Linked DNA regions of Mus musculus: regions 1 and 3 are each linked to region 2. A link is a loop called in an ENCODE intact Hi-C map of the cell type or tissue named here. Cell type or tissue: left cerebral cortex. All regions are shown on one strand.

The links. Peaks named below come from ENCODE experiments on the same cell type or tissue, not always from the same donor. Only the 100,000 strongest peaks of a DNase experiment are listed, where the experiment ranks them.
Region 1: a loop joins it to region 2, with 2.1 times the contacts of the local background. A loop is called at or near these places in 2 of 42 quality-filtered maps.
Region 3: a loop joins it to region 2, with 4 times the contacts of the local background. A loop is called at or near these places in 4 of 42 quality-filtered maps.

The regions. Positions count from the first base shown.
Region 1 is chr7:132,151,491-132,156,490 of GRCm38, forward strand. Cpxm2 (carboxypeptidase X 2 (M14 family)) reads right to left here and starts at 3,251. Exons shown (of 14, transcript NM_018867.5): 1 at 2,796-3,251. The coding sequence starts at 3,123. In left cerebral cortex, a CTCF peak has its summit at 2,767; a DNase peak (open chromatin) is centred at 2,539; H3K4me3 peaks cover 839 bases.
Region 2 is chr7:132,211,411-132,216,410 of GRCm38, forward strand. No RefSeq gene overlaps it. Among named protein-coding and RNA genes, the nearest start is that of Cpxm2, 59 kb to the left of the region's middle. In left cerebral cortex, a CTCF peak has its summit at 2,276 (motif pointing left); DNase peaks (open chromatin) are centred at 889, 1,176 and 2,261; H3K27ac peaks cover 319 bases.
Region 3 is chr7:131,424,616-131,429,615 of GRCm38, forward strand. It overlaps Acadsb (acyl-Coenzyme A dehydrogenase, short/branched chain), which reads left to right. Exons shown (of 11, transcript NM_025826.4): 2 at 1-16; 3 at 1,160-1,260; 4 at 3,814-4,020. Among named protein-coding and RNA genes, the nearest start is that of Acadsb, 17 kb to the left of the region's middle. In left cerebral cortex, no CTCF peak of the experiment used is centred here; a DNase peak (open chromatin) is centred at 2,769.

The DNA.
Region 1 (5,000 bases), 60 kb before region 2:
TAGGGCATTTCTCTGGTTACTAAAGATTAAAGCCAAAACTCAAAGCCAGACCCAATACCCCTTGCACCAGCCTCCTCAGGGATCCACACAAATGCCCTCTTGGTACTCAACACACACACACACACACACACACACACACACACACACACACGTTTCCAATATCTCCTTTACCAACTCCAACTTTTAGCTCCCAAGAGCTAAGTGGGAAACATTTCACTGTCTCCAAATACGATGTGCACGTGCTACCCAAATTAGTTCTCTGCTCAATCTTGTCCTCTGCTCCCACCTCAGCCCCTAGCTGGTCCTGGAACCCAGTCATGCAGTAAACTCCCGAAATTTACATCTAACATCCAGAGCAGAACACCAACTCCCTTCCTCTGAAGCACATGTCTAAGGTTGGCAACCCGCTCATAAAACAGCCGGCCATACAGAAAAGTGCCTTTCCAACATTGTGTCTGCAAAGTACAAGCCACCACTTTCAGTGGGGTGTAATCATCTCCTCTCTGTGCAGTTGAAGTGCACAGATTTTGCAGTCCCCTAACCAAGATCATTTTAATCTAATCTAACCTAATCTCTCCCCTACTGCATGCAGCTTTGACTTTTTGATCCACAGTTGAAAGTTTTATTGAACATACACAGAGGAGGGGGGAGCAGGAGGAGATGGAGGGAGACAGAGAGGCATTAATTTAAACTACGCAATGAATGTCACACTCATCCTAGCTGCGGAAGCTTTAAAATGCCCCACTTGATTCACTAGGAAAATGGCTGAAAGAGCAATGAGCCAGGAAGCAGCTCCCCCAAGGCCTGTGAGCCTGATACTGGTGCTTTGGGGTGTGTCTTCCATTTGGAGACAGGACCTGGTGGCTAAGTATTCACCAGGAACAGTTAACTACCTGTCCCATGGCCAACTTCTGTCTGCAAGATGGCTGTCCAAAAGCAAATGACAGAGTATACCTGGTTTCTCTTTCAGAGACCCCCCATTCCTAGGCTGATAACCACCAATGCTCCAAGAAAGGAGATCCACTTCCAGGTTGTGATAACTGAGCCCCCAGACACATTAGTTGGAGGCACTGATTAGCCTAGGATGTGAAAGACTGTAATTGGTCACTAGTGAGAATACTCGAACAATAAGTGAGCTTATTAATCAGGCCTAGTTAGTCATCTCCCCCTGGGAAACACTGGCCCTTTTATCATTTATTTTCTTGATATTCCATGTTCTATGCAACTCTCAGCACACTTGTGATTACTTCCCCAAAGTTACACAATTCTATGAAGTCCTTGGAGGAACGGCCTCTCCACCTTATGTTCTCTCTCCCCAGGGCTTCGCCTTACAGTGCTGGGCAGACACTTATAAACCATGTGTAGAACAAATGAAGAGCTCCCACACAACAAGCACACCTCAAAGTTCAGGGCACACTAACGGACACTATAGAAGGCTTTGGCAGCATCAATGCAATGGCAGACACTTTTCTTTCTATCTGCAGGTGAAGCAACTGAGGCTCAAAAAGTAGAACTCAAATTCCAGGTCCCAAAATGGTAACCCCACGACCTGGCTGGTAAATCGGGCTTTCAATTCTCCCAAGCAGAACAATGACAAAATAAGTTACCTTCCCCTGCTTGAAGGCTGCTAATCTGTAACATGACAGGGCTAGCCACCTTCCAGAGCCAGAAGAGAACTAAATGAGACCATGGGACACTACCAAACTCAGCGCCACATCCCACCCCTTCATGTAGAGCCACGGCAGCTTTTCTACCTCTTAATCTCCATCATCCCCCAGAAAAAGGAGAGACAGTCTCTGTGGTTCTATTTGGGTTTGCCCAACCTTTGGAACTATCAATGGCAGACGGCAGGGACTCAGCCATATACAAAGGTGATAGCCTCAAATTGGGGCTCAAGAGTGTCAGCATCTTCCCTTGCCACCCCGCCTGGTGAATTTAATATTCGTCTAACCAAATGAAAGCCACTTCTGAGTCCAGAGCTCTGTGACCTGGCACGTGATTCCTTTCAGGCAAAGAAACGCAAAGGCCATAGAATTTGGTCACTGTCCTGCTGGCTTCCTGTGATTGAAATAGTGGGAACACAGCTCCTGCACTGAGCAATCACTATCTGAAACAGTTAAGAGAAAGCCCTCTTCACAGGTTTGGGATACAGGCTGGACTAGAAGAAAGTGAGGATGGATTTGAGATTGGCCCAAGGGATGGGTAGAGCATCCCAGGCTGCCAGGCACTCAGAGCTTTCCAGGGCTCCTGTAGTCTGCCCTTTCCAAGAAGGCAGAATCTTGGCTGCTACAGGGACCAAGAGTGATCCAAAGTCTGCAGCTGGGACTGTGCCATTCTGTGCATAGTGGATTTAAGGGCCCCACTGACTGGGGTGGAGGGAGCTGAGAAGGGCACTGTCTGAATAAAGGTCACTGACTGAATCTTGCCAAGGCCATCTGCCAAGTGACACCGGCCGGTCACATGCCCATTGATAAAATCGGTCTGAAAAAAACACTTCTAAAGATTGAATACATAAGCAGAGCAGGAAGAAGCAACAGATGCCTCCTTAGGCTGTGCCAGCGAGCATTGGGACACCGGGCCGCTCCCCAGGCAGCTTCCCAAAGAGCTCCATTCTGTTTCTGCCTGAGGGGGCAGGGAGAGAAAGCTGAACTTAGCTCAGATGTAGTCTCTAGGGAATAACACAGGCACCACAGGACTTTGGCTGGGCTCACTCAAGAAAACATACTGGAAGCCAGGTGTCCCCTGGAGTGCCACGATCGCTGGCGCCCCCTCGGGCTGCCCGATGCAAAAGTTACCTGGTGGAGGCGTCTCTGCAACTAACTTCTCCCTCTTGGGAGCCTTCTTGGGCTTGATGGCCTTCTTGGGAGTTCTGTGGCCCTGCTGGTGCGGCTCCTGCTGTTCCTGCTCCTCCACCCTAAGGTCTTCATGCATTGAAGGCGAGAAGAGCTCCGGCTCCGGCTCAGGCTCCGGATGCCCATAATAGCGCCCGCGCCGCCAGAGCTCCTGGCTGTAATAGTCAGGCTCCTCGAAGGCTGCGCCCTGGGCTCTGACTCCAGCCAGGGCCACCGCCACAAGTGCCAGGGCCAGCGCCAGCGCAGGGCAGGCGGTCCCCAGACGGGCCATGCCCGCTCTGCCCCGCACCCAGGGTAGGATCGGGTCCCCGGGAGCGGCAGGCGGGCTACAAATGACGACTACGGCGCGGGACAGGGGCGCGGGCGCTGCAGCGGGTGCAGATGGTGGGTGGGACAGGCCGGACGGGCGGGGCTGGGCCGGAGTGGGGCGGGCAGGGGCGCGCCCAGGAGAGGCTAGGCGCCGGCCGACCCACCCTCCCTCCTACCCGCCCAGGGCCTCTCCAGCAGGTGTTGAAGGCCACTAGAAGACTGTCACCAGCCTTCCTTGCATTTCTAGGAGGCCGATATTTTGTCCTCCTGGGCACCCCTTCTGCAGAGGTAAGGCATGGTGATCGTGGAGAGAACTATAGGGCTGTGTCTTCCATTCCTTCATTTTGCAGAACAAATCTGATTAAGACTGGCTAAGGTAATAACCAGCAGGCTGCCCTCCAGTCGTTTTGCCCCAGACCGTGGAGGAATCCCGGATTCCCTGGAGGAAGTTCCCTGGGAGCAGGGCCTAAGGGCCTGGGAACCCCTGCTGCCTACCGTCCAGAGTGTGGCTCTGTAGGAGAGAATAGAGCCAGCCGAAGACTACTATCTCACAAGTCACAAGAGGGCATTTGTCTCTTCCAGGAATCCAGGCTTCTCTGGAGAACCCTGGTGTCACCTTCCCTTTGATAAAGTGCCTTCCATCTTTACCCATCATGCCGTAGTTTTTTTTCTTAGTGGAGTGGAAAGAAGCCAGTGGCCCTAGCTTCTCTCTGGGCTCTGCACCAGTATTCTATGGCTCCTCTAACACATTGAGACAGGTTTAAAACAAGAGACTCGCTGACTCACAGGTTAAATGTCAGAGGCAGCAGCACCAAGGTGCGTGTAGTGGTGGCTGAGGGACTCATTTGTGGTGAGAGCTGGGGTTGGGGGTAGCTTTCATAGCCACTCAATGAATCGCTAAAGTCAGGTCCTGGCAGTGACTGTTTTGCAGCTTGCTTGCTGTGCTTTCTAGGGGCTGCCTCGGGTGCCCTGCATCTCAGAGTCAGAATTCACAGGTCAAATCCAAACTGTACCTTCAAATCACCCCTATTTTTTTCTATCTCCATCTAGCGGAGAATATACTCCACATTTAAGAGGCTCTGAGATGATCCAGAATTGGTCCCAACTGTCATCAGTCTACTCTGTACATTTAATTCATAAGTTCTAAAGATCCAGTAGAGTTGCCTCCAAGGGGCCACAGTGTCTGCCAGCCACAAAGACAACTAGTCCTTAAGTCTGTCAGTCTGTCCCTGAGGGCCTGGGATATGACCCAAGAATGCCTCTGAGATGAACCTGGGCATTGGGCTAAGGCCTCTGCATTTAGAGGGGAATCACAGGCCTGAGGCCCCCAATGTCAGATGTTAGCCAGCTCAGCTGTGACTTTTTGCCTCACTCCTATGTCCTCACTGTTGCTATCAGACCACCCAGCCGACCTTTGGATTGCAGTTTTAGAACTCCTAGGTGGAAGGGTATTGCGAGAGAAAACTGTAGCTGACACAGGGCCCGTGGCGGATGGCTAGAGGGCCTTGGATCTAGTTGTCAAACCCAGGATAATTGGGAATCAAGATCCAGAGCAGTTCTCCAGAGAAGAAGGAAGTCTCCCTCCTCCCCTGGCTTTCTAAGAAGGCATTGGTTTGGATTGGATCCCCTGCGCTCTTCTCTGTGGATGTCTCCTGCACTTACTCACAGGGGTTGTCCTATCTAAACCCAGCCACTACAGACAAGAAAGCAAGTCCCAGGTATCCGTGTGGCTCAGAGAAGAGAGGCTCCATGGGCAAGACACACTCTTAAAGTCCCAACTAACCAGTGAAGACTAGGAAAAGATCCAACTAGAGTTCTAGCAGAAAAGGACCATATGTA
Region 2 (5,000 bases):
TATCACAGGAGCCTCCAGACCCTGTCCCTTTCTAGTCTGAAGACATTTCTGGGGTCCCTTTTGGACGAATGATTCGATCAAGGGAGGGAGGGGCCTGTGCCCTGTCCTGTTCCCTCACACTCAGATCAAGGGGTCCTTCAGCTACCCCTACTTCCCTCCCCAGAGGGCCCACGCTCTGGCCTGCCCTCCATATCGTTCTCGGGTCTTAAGAGAGTTTTGCCACTTGCAGAGAACTCGGAACCTAAAACAGGGAGTTTGTCTATCACTAGACAGAATGAAGCCGAGATCAGGGATGAGGGTCAGGAGCCTCTGCAGCAGTTGGGGGACCTAGAGCAAGGATCTCCCTCTCGGGCCTGTTCCTGGTCTGCTAAAGAGGGAGTCAGACTAGAACCTCTCCAGCTTGACAGCCCGGCCATCTTTATGTAATTAATATTTCAGCTGACTAAGGCCATCAGTGGAAAACAGACAGAGCAAGAAGGGTAAAAACAAAAGAGGTTATGTTGGAATTCATACAGTGTGCACACCCAGGCCCTGTCCGCAATAAAGAGTCTCTTAAAATGGGGGCAGACTCAGCCAAGATCTGGTCTCTACCATTGAAGCCAAAGGGAACCTGAGCTCGTCCCGGGGGCTTTGGCTGGAAAGAGCTGGGGTGGGCCTGGTGGGGAGGGCCCTGCACAGAACCTTGAGGCCAAGCCTGGTCAACAGGGATTAGGCTCAACAAAAGAGCCTTGTGCAGTGAGGAGCCCAGCGCCTGGTTTCCTGTGCTTTGGTGACCCACACAGAACAGCATCTGATTGCATCTGGACAAGGTTTCTGTCCTTCCCATCATGCCCTGAGCCTCTCTTGGCTGGCACTCAAACCCTGCCTGTGTCTATGGCCTTTGCCCAGTTTTACCCATTCATGGAGATGTAAGGAAGACTTGGCGGCTCTCAGGAGCTCTCAGAAGCCTGGCATACCTCTGGGGGCTACTGGAATGAGCCCTACTTGTATAGAATTTCAAAGTTTCCTTCCTCTTCAAGAGTCTGGGCTGAAACTCAACCTTAGCATTCAGAGCAACAGCAGAAAACCTCCATCCACTTCCCTCCTCAGCACACAGGCACAAGAGTCTCACAGTCTGGAGTCGAAATCAAGTGCTGGGTATTGAGGCCAGCTGACCTGGGCTTGCTGGCTGGCAAACCAGGCTCAGGCTATTTCTGATTGGTAGTAGGTTAGCAAGCACCATATGCTGCACCCTATGACATCATTGTGTGGTCCACTGGCAAGTGCCAAAGGAAAACATGTCCCACAGTCTCCAAGAACTGCAGGCATCCATGCCTACAGCATCTCTCATAGATTCAGTGCTAAGCTACTTCTAAGCATTTAACAGTGGTTTAGTCTCTTTTATCATTTCCTTTTCTAAAAAAAAATTAGGTGTCTGTGGGCACATATTGCATGCATGCAATATGTGTGCCGAGCATATGGAAGGCTAGACATTGGTGTTGGGTCCCCTGGAGCTGGAGTGAAGCCATTATGAACCACTCCAAACTGGTGACAAGAACTGAAATTGGGCCCTCTGGGTAAGCAGCAAACATTCTTAACTGTTGAGATATTTCTCCAGCCCCTTCCTAACCTATACACATGCCTTTTTGTGGCAGGTTTTCCTGTAGCCCAGGCTGGCTATGTAACCTTGTTACATACACACACACACACACACACACACACACACACACACACACACTCCTTTGTGGCTTTTTAAATCAGAATGTCATCTAACTCAGGATAGCCTAAGATTCAGCAAGCTGCCCAAGCTAGCCTTGAACTTCCCTAGCATGGAGATTACAATCATACTCTACTGTACTCTACTTTAGTCCCATTTTGCAGGTGAGAAAACCAAGTCATAGAGAAGGTTGCTCCTGCATAGGATGGACTGGAGTGGAGAGTGTTGTTGGCAAGAGTTGATTCTGAGACTCACCAGGAGCTACATTTACTGTGGGAACTCAGAATGTCCTCATAAGGGCAGTGGAAGGGAGGCTGGGATCCAGCCCTGTCAGAAGATGCTGGCTTTGAGCCCCCAAGAGACAGATTCCAGTCCCTGGAATAGACTGGCCCTACAGGAAAGCCAAAGCCCAGAATTCCAGAGTTATTTTTTGGTGGGGAGGAAAGCGGCCTGCCCCTAACTGGTGGAGAGTGGGGCCGTGGAGGAGGCCAGCCCCGATTTCCTAGGGGATTTGGGGAAACTGCATGTAGCTGGTGGAGAGGGAGCATCCCAGCACATTCCCAGGCCCAGCCCGCCCCCTGCTGGCCATAAGGGAGAACACAAAACGTCAGCTGCCAGCAAAAGTGATCTACGGTTTCAACTCCAACTCAATTTGAAAGGTTGGGAATTGAGTGTAAATTTGTGTCATTCGTTCCAGCTACTCAGTGAATGGAGACCTTTCCTTTTCTGTCCATTTGCCAATGAAATCGCTGCATGGGAGGAACTAAATGTGTGGAATATTCCAGTCACAGCTTGGGGTAGGAAGATGAGTATCAAGATTCAAGGATAAACAAGCTGGATTTTAGCAGCCCCCTCCCCACTCCTGTGCTTTTGAAGTCCATTATGACTCTCAAGACATAAATGCCCAAAATATTTCATTCAAAACTCAGGAACAGAATCCCAAGCAACCTTACGTAGTTTAGATGGCACACATCCCCTTTCTGTTGGCACCATCAGGTCCACAAACGTAAAAACCCTTTCACAGTCACATGATCTCATAGGCTTTTCGGAGGCCCGAGGCCTCGGAACTTAGTTACTAACAGGATCCCAGGCTGGCTCTCTGCTGGCGTCTGGTGTTGAAGTATTGGCAAGAGAAAGTGCCAGATGTTGGCTAGGACCCAGGCCTTCTACGTAAAGCAAGAATGAATGTCCGGGCCACAACAAAGTAGGTACTATGCTCTTTGAGCTGGACGTAACTTCAAAATCAAGCCTCCACTCACCCAGTACCAGTATTACGAGCCCCTGAGGGTGGCCCCCATCTTTGAGAGGTGGTTGGGTCATGAACACTGTGACTTCATCCTGATACGAGAGGCCACTGTCTGGATGTCTGGACCTAGGGTCCCCATGTTCTTGGAGCCTATTCAAATTTATTTTTAAGCACAGGAGGACTCAAAATGGTGAAGAAAGTTTATTCAGAAGCAAAGCGATAGTGCAGACTGGTTATGATGCAAAGGAGTAGCAGCTTCCCTGAGCTGTGCTACTCAACGGCTTTAGTTATTGTTTGGGACTTCCTTTTCTGGGGTCCACGTGGAGCAAGGGTTAGTTACTAAGGTGCATACCATGGGTGGATCTCCGTTTAAATCTACAGATTTGAATTCTGCACACATAGCTACCTGTGTGCATCCTTTCCCATGATGCATCTGATTTTAACCATATGCATACCCAATTATGCACAGGCATAAGATGATATCTCAGTCAGGGTTTCTACTGCTGTGATAAGACACCATGGCAAAAAGCTGGGGAGGAACGGGTTTCTTTCAGCCTCCATCTTGTATTCCATCATCCGGGGAAGTCTAGGCAGAAACTCAAGGCAGGAACCTGGATGCAGGACGTGATGCAGAGGTCATGATTAGTGCTGCTTACTGCCGTGCTTCTCACGAGTTGCTTGTTCAGCTTGCTTTCTTATACAATCTAGGATGCCCTGCTCGGGGTGGCACCACATGCAGTGGGCTGGGCCTTCCTATATTAGTCTATGGAAGCATTTTCTCAATTATGATTTCCTAGATATGTCAAGGTCTGTATCAAGCTGACAAAAATCCAACCAGAATACATGAAAGAAGAAGCTTGGTTTGCCACATTGCTAGTGCACCCCAAACTAGTTCAGGACACAACAGCCCCCGCCTAGTGCACTCAGATATGTTCCGCTGCAGATTCAAATGACAGTGGGATACAAAGCGAGGAGTTGCTAAAGGTTGCTAGGAAGAAGTAAGCTGACGTGTTGTTTGAAGTGGGTCGTTTATGCAGTTCAGTGCAGGTAGGTGTGTCCTAGGTTTCTAGGTGCATCGTTAGGGGAGAGGTGGGTGCACAGTCCTAGCCACAATTTTTGCTAGAAATGTTCATCAAGTCTTTGATTCTTTGAATAAACTTAGGGCCAGAAAGGTTTTCGTTCAGGTATAGGGATGATGGGATGTCAGCGTGCAGGCAAGAAGAAAGTTCACATTCTTCTCTGTGTCTCTTTCTGTCTCCATCTCTCTTCCTCTCTTCCTCTGTCTCTCTCGCTGTCTCTTTGTCTCTTCCTCTCTCCCTCTCTCCCTCTCTTCCTCTTTCCCGCTCTCTCTTAGATTTCAAAGCCCCATGGTCACCTTCAGAGAGTTCTCAGAGTCCTGTGAACCTGCTCCCAGACCCATGGCTCGGGGAATTAGGACAGGAGAGAAGGGAGTCCTGTCTCCCACTTCTCTGCCTGAATTCCAACTAGAGTGACTGGTCCTGATGAGAATTCCTGGAATAAGGTCTTCAGTGCTGAGGTCACAGAACTCCTGAATAACCAAGGACAAATCAGTGAGCCTGTGGCTAGACACTCTCTGAGGTGAGAACAGTCACCCAACGGTACTAACGACCAAGAGAAGAAGCCTCCTGGGAGGAAGGCCCCTCCTCCTCTCCCATTCCTGAGGATGAGTGGCGGATCTCTCTTGTTTACACCCTGTGTCTGTACTTGAATTTGGCATATTCAACTGGGGCAGGAATACACTTTGCATTCTTGAATGCCCAGTTATTTATGAATTCCTAATCTGGGAGCAACAGAGCTCTGACCTCATTGCTGGTAGCAGCCCTATCCAGCTCTTGAACTTCAAGACTCTTCAGAGCCCACAGGACAACAATACTTGGCCCCCTCTTTCCTGGTTTTGTGGCAAACTCTGAGCTACACTTCTTTAAGTATCTCAAGCCTCGCCATTTCTCACAAATATTCTCGTTTCCCTTGGAAGCCCTTTTGATCCTGGTGCCGCTGACTTACTGGGCTTCTGGGCACACCACTGCTCTGAGCTGT
Region 3 (5,000 bases), 790 kb before region 2:
ATGATGAAGCAGACAGGTAAGCAAACCTTCAACTTCACCCTCTTGCCCCTCTGGTCGTGGGAAACAGCACACATCAGCCCGGGAGATGTGCTCATCTCTGCGGTGGTTGCTCTGTTTAGGGGCTTCAGGGTATTTGTTTATTTTTGAAGCAGGGTGTTGTTGTGTTGCCCATGATGACCTTAACCCCTGGGCTCAAATAACCTTACTTAGCCTCCAAAGGATTTAGAGTCATATAAATGGGATTTTTCACATAATATTTTGGAAAAAGTAATATAAAAACAACAGCAGAATAAAGGGTTAGGTTACAGGTTAAGGTTTGCCCATCTCTCTTCCCAGAAACTGATTCATTGACAGTCTCTTCTGTAGCCCTGGAGTCAGGACATGATACTAACCATCCTACAGTGCACAGGGAAAGCATCTCCGAAACAAAGGCTTGCCAGCCCAGAGCATTCTTAGGACCGAGGTGGAGAAACCTTCCTGGGTGTGGTCATGCAGCTGTTAAAAGGTCCATGTTAGATGGGATGTGCTGGTGTAGAAAGATAAGGTGTAGGCAGGGAGATTGCAGGCATCTGGCATGGTGGTATATGCCTTTAATCTCAGAACTGCAAAGCCAGAAGCAAGTAGATCTTTGTGAGCTAAGGCTAGCCTGATCTCAGGAAGTTCCAGGCCAACAAGGGCTACACAGTGAAATCCTGTCTCAAAAACTAGCAAAAAGAATAAGATGGGAGGAGGAAGCGGGGAGGAGGTTGAATGTGAGTCGTAGGTTGCTTTGTGTACTAGAAGAAAGCCGGCAGGTAGAGCGTGTGGGCAGAGATGCACTTTGGAGAGAAGCTTTCAGAAGGAACACATAGGTTTAAAATCAGTTACCTTTGGGGAGATGAACTCTAAATCCAAGATAGGAGAATAAGGCTTTCATTTTTCATTTTATGCCTTCCATCGTATTTTACATTTTTGCTTCAAAGCAGGTTAGGGGATGGCCTTTCTGTATTTATAGAAGGAAATTTTAATTTGTATCTTGAAAACCTAAATATAGTCATGTGTGTTTTATTGATTAAAAATGTTTATCAGCAAACTGTTAATGAACTATTTCTTTCTTAACTTAAAAATATCCACTCTATCTATTTAAACATAAACTCATCAGCAATTCTTTTTCCCACAGTCAAAAAATTTGCACAGGAGCACGTTGCTCCTCTGGTTTCCTCTATGGATGAGAACTCAAAAATGGAGAAATCGGTGATCCAGGGATTGTTCCAGCAAGGGGTACGTGTTCCTTAATTCTGCTTTCAAGCTTTTGTTATTTAAATCCTTATAAAATATATTTTATTATATCCTTTTGCCTCCTCTACCCCTCTCCTGTCTTCTCCCACCTCTCTACCCACCCAATTTCATTTTCTCTGTCTCTCTGTTTCTCTTTCTCAAAAAAAAAAGAAAAGAAAAGAAAAAAAAATTCAAAATAAACAAGACAAAAATACCCAAACCAAAAAAAAGTACACAAAAAGCAGAGTCCATTTTGTGTTGGCCAACTACTTTTAAATACATCTTGTATATTAAAATATATGCAAACTTTTCAATTGAGGGATTATAATAACCTTAGTGAATTCCTCATTCCTAGTCCAAAGTATCTGTGTTTCTTCTCTGTTAAGGTCTTAGTTGATTTTATACAGTTAAAGATTTCTAACTGGATTGACATTTTAAATTGGCAGTGTTGTGAAGGAGAAGGCCACTAGCACCTGGTGGGAAGAAGCCTGGGCGCTACAGACTGACCATCCTACAGCACACACACAGGGAAGCTCACCTAAGAGCTGACTAGCTCCGTCAAACACTACAGGCCACACAGACTGACCATCCTACAGCACACACACAGGCAAGCTCACCTAAGAGCTGACTAGCTCCGTCAAACACTACAGGCCACACAGACTGACCATCCTACAGCACACACACAGGCAAGCTCAACTAAGAGCTGACTAGCTCTGTCAAACACTATAGGCCAGAGACACTGTGTGCATTCTTGTTTGTGTGTCAGTCTTAAAGAAGAGCTGATATCTGAGTTCCACGTTAGGCAGATTTCCAGCTTTGTGATTCACACAGTCTTTGTCACATAGCTCTTGTCACCATGTATGACATGTAGAAGAGATTAAAGTAGAGTTAATCTGGCTATGAGTAGGGCATTGCCAGTGTGGGAACTCCAAGGAGCACGTCTTTTAAAATCCCCATGCTAATTCCTGGTGTCTCCCTTGTCTTTAGGCTCAAAGGAGTTGTTTGTTTATTTGTTTGTTTGGTTGGTTGGTTTTAATACTAAGTATGTATTCAGTACCACCTTTTTAAATCTTGTCCGTCACCTTATTGAAAAATAACTTTTGGCACCATGCCATATAATTTCCTTTCTTCTGGTTTCAATGTGACCAGCTTTTGATGGTTTTTCTAATTTTTTGTCATCAGTGAAATACTTAGGAAATGGAATCCCCTGTAGAGACATATGGGGCCGCACAGACACCTGGTGTGTTAGACAAAGACCCGATGGTTCTTCTCCCAGCCCAGTTCTGCTGTCATCATGGACAGACCCCATCCCTGGCCATGCTTCTGTGGGGACTTTGATGGCCTCACGGCTTGAAAGGCTTGAAAACTGCTCTCCTGGGGTAGAGCTTGCATTCAGGGCCATGCACACTCACCATCCACCTCCTGAAACTACTCCTGCTATCGTAGCTCAACTGCCTCCCAACTCCTCAGTCCCTGTGTTAGTCACCTGCCACAAATTTCCGATTAAAGAGAACTGTGACCTTTATCGAGGAGCAGTATTGCTAACAATGGCTCCCACTCGGAAATCACTGTCAGTTCTCTTCCCCTCCCACTCCATTGCAGTTCTCAGCCTTTGTGGTTCTGCCTTTCTGTTGGCTACATCCTCACCCTGAAATAGCCCTAGCCCTAACTCAGCACTGCTGTTCTAGGAGAGCCTAGAGAAAAAGGACACTTCACCCTTCCTGCTACCAGACATGGCTCTTGCACCACTGGTATACGTCATGTGCCTTTCCTAAATCAAGGACAGTTAAACACAGAGCAGTACTAAGGACATTTCATGTTCCAGACTTAGACATTGAAATCAAACGGCCAACATTTAGTGTTGTGTGTCAGCAACTGTGACTTGTTGGGTGTGTCACTTACCAGGTGTTGTCTGCTAACCGTCTTGGACTTTCTAAAGTGGCCCCAGATAGATGCTTGTGCAGTCATTATCCCTGCTGAGAAGGTTCCATTAAAAGACCTGCTTGGAAGACTCTGTGCCAACAACTACAAGCTGCAGACATGTTCACTGGGAGCTGGTTACATTCATGCATTCACTTATTACATCAAATCAGTATAGAGGGGCCAGTATGGAAATACCAAAACAGCTCGTACTTTCTTCATAAGGAAGGTTATCAGTGCATACTTAGGTTTTTTATTCCGTTCATTTATGCTTCAAGGCATTTGCATCTTTCATTGTTATCCAAGACCCAAAGTGGAATAAAACCTCTAACATAAATTTATCCTTCTCAAGAAAAAAAAAAGAGGAAAAGCAAACAAGCAACCAAAAAAACCTAAAATTTTTATAGACTATTATTTACAGCAAAATAGCTATATCAAATTAAAATATAAATAAAAATTTAAAATTCAGAATGCATATATGGTAGGCTATGGCCATAGCTTGGGTGGTGGTAAGGTGCTTGCCTAGCATAAGGGGCCCCAGGTCATACATGTGTTTACAGTTTAACAATTTACAGTCTCCCGGTATGAATAGCTTTCCGCACCTGCCTCATCTTTCCTCATCTGTCTTTGCTTTAGCTGATGGGCATTGAAGTTGAAGCACAATATGGAGGGACAGAAGCTTCCTTTTTCTGCTCTGTCCTAGTGATAGAGGAACTAGCTAAGGTGGATGCTTCGGTGGCTCTCCTGTGTGACATCCAGAACACAATAATTAACAACCTGTTTAGAAAACACGCTTCAGAAGAACAGAAGGCCACCTATTTGCCAAAGCTGGTTACAGAAAAAGTAAGTTGAAATGAGTTGTTGAAAATGGATTGGGTCTAAGGTTCCGGTGTTTTCGGGAGAACAGTAACTGCGATACTGACTTTAATTATCCGAGACCACAATGCAACACCATCCATCAACCAAGCAATGCTCAATAAATTACTGCTACCAGAAAAGCACACTCTACTTCTCATTTGTCATGTGGAAACTTAGGAAATAATCATCAGACAATTATTTTTAGCCAGGCATGGCAGACATACTTATAATTCTAGTGGTCAGAGGCTGAGGCAGGAAAACTGCTCGTTTGAGACCAGACTAGGCTACATAGCAACTTCCAGGACAGCCTGGGATATATAGTGAGACCCTGGCTACAAACAAACAAACAAACAAACAAAAAAACAGCATTTTTTGTTTTGTTGTTGTCTTGTTTGTTTGCTTGTTTGTTTTGAGACAGGGTTTCTGGCTGTCCAGGAATTCACTTTGTAGACCAGGCTGGTCTTGAACTCACAGAGATCTGTCTGCCTCTGCCTCCCAGGTGCTGGGATTAAAGGTGTGTACCACCACAGCCCGGCGAAACAACAGTACTTTTATCACAATTCATTTTCCAGTACCTTTGTTGAAATCACTTTCTGCTATAATTAATTACATCTCAGCTTGTGGGGTTGGTTGGTTGTTTTTCTGGCTTGAAGCTTACAACAAGCTTCCTGCATTTTTTTACTTGAGTTCTGAGATGGCTGCAGGCTCTAACTGTACTATGGGAAGTCTTAATGAAGGTAGACAAGGAAATGCTACACAGTAAGCATGAGTTCCTAAATCTGCATTTTATCTTAAATAAACACTAAGGGTGCTTCTGAGAAAATAATAATCACAATTCTATTATGTTCAATATAAACTTTTTAAAAATGCAGGATCTCGGTACATACCCTAGGCTGGTCTGAACTCATTATGTAGACCAGGCTGGCCTCGAACTCACAGAGCACAGGAAGCCTGCCATTGCTTCC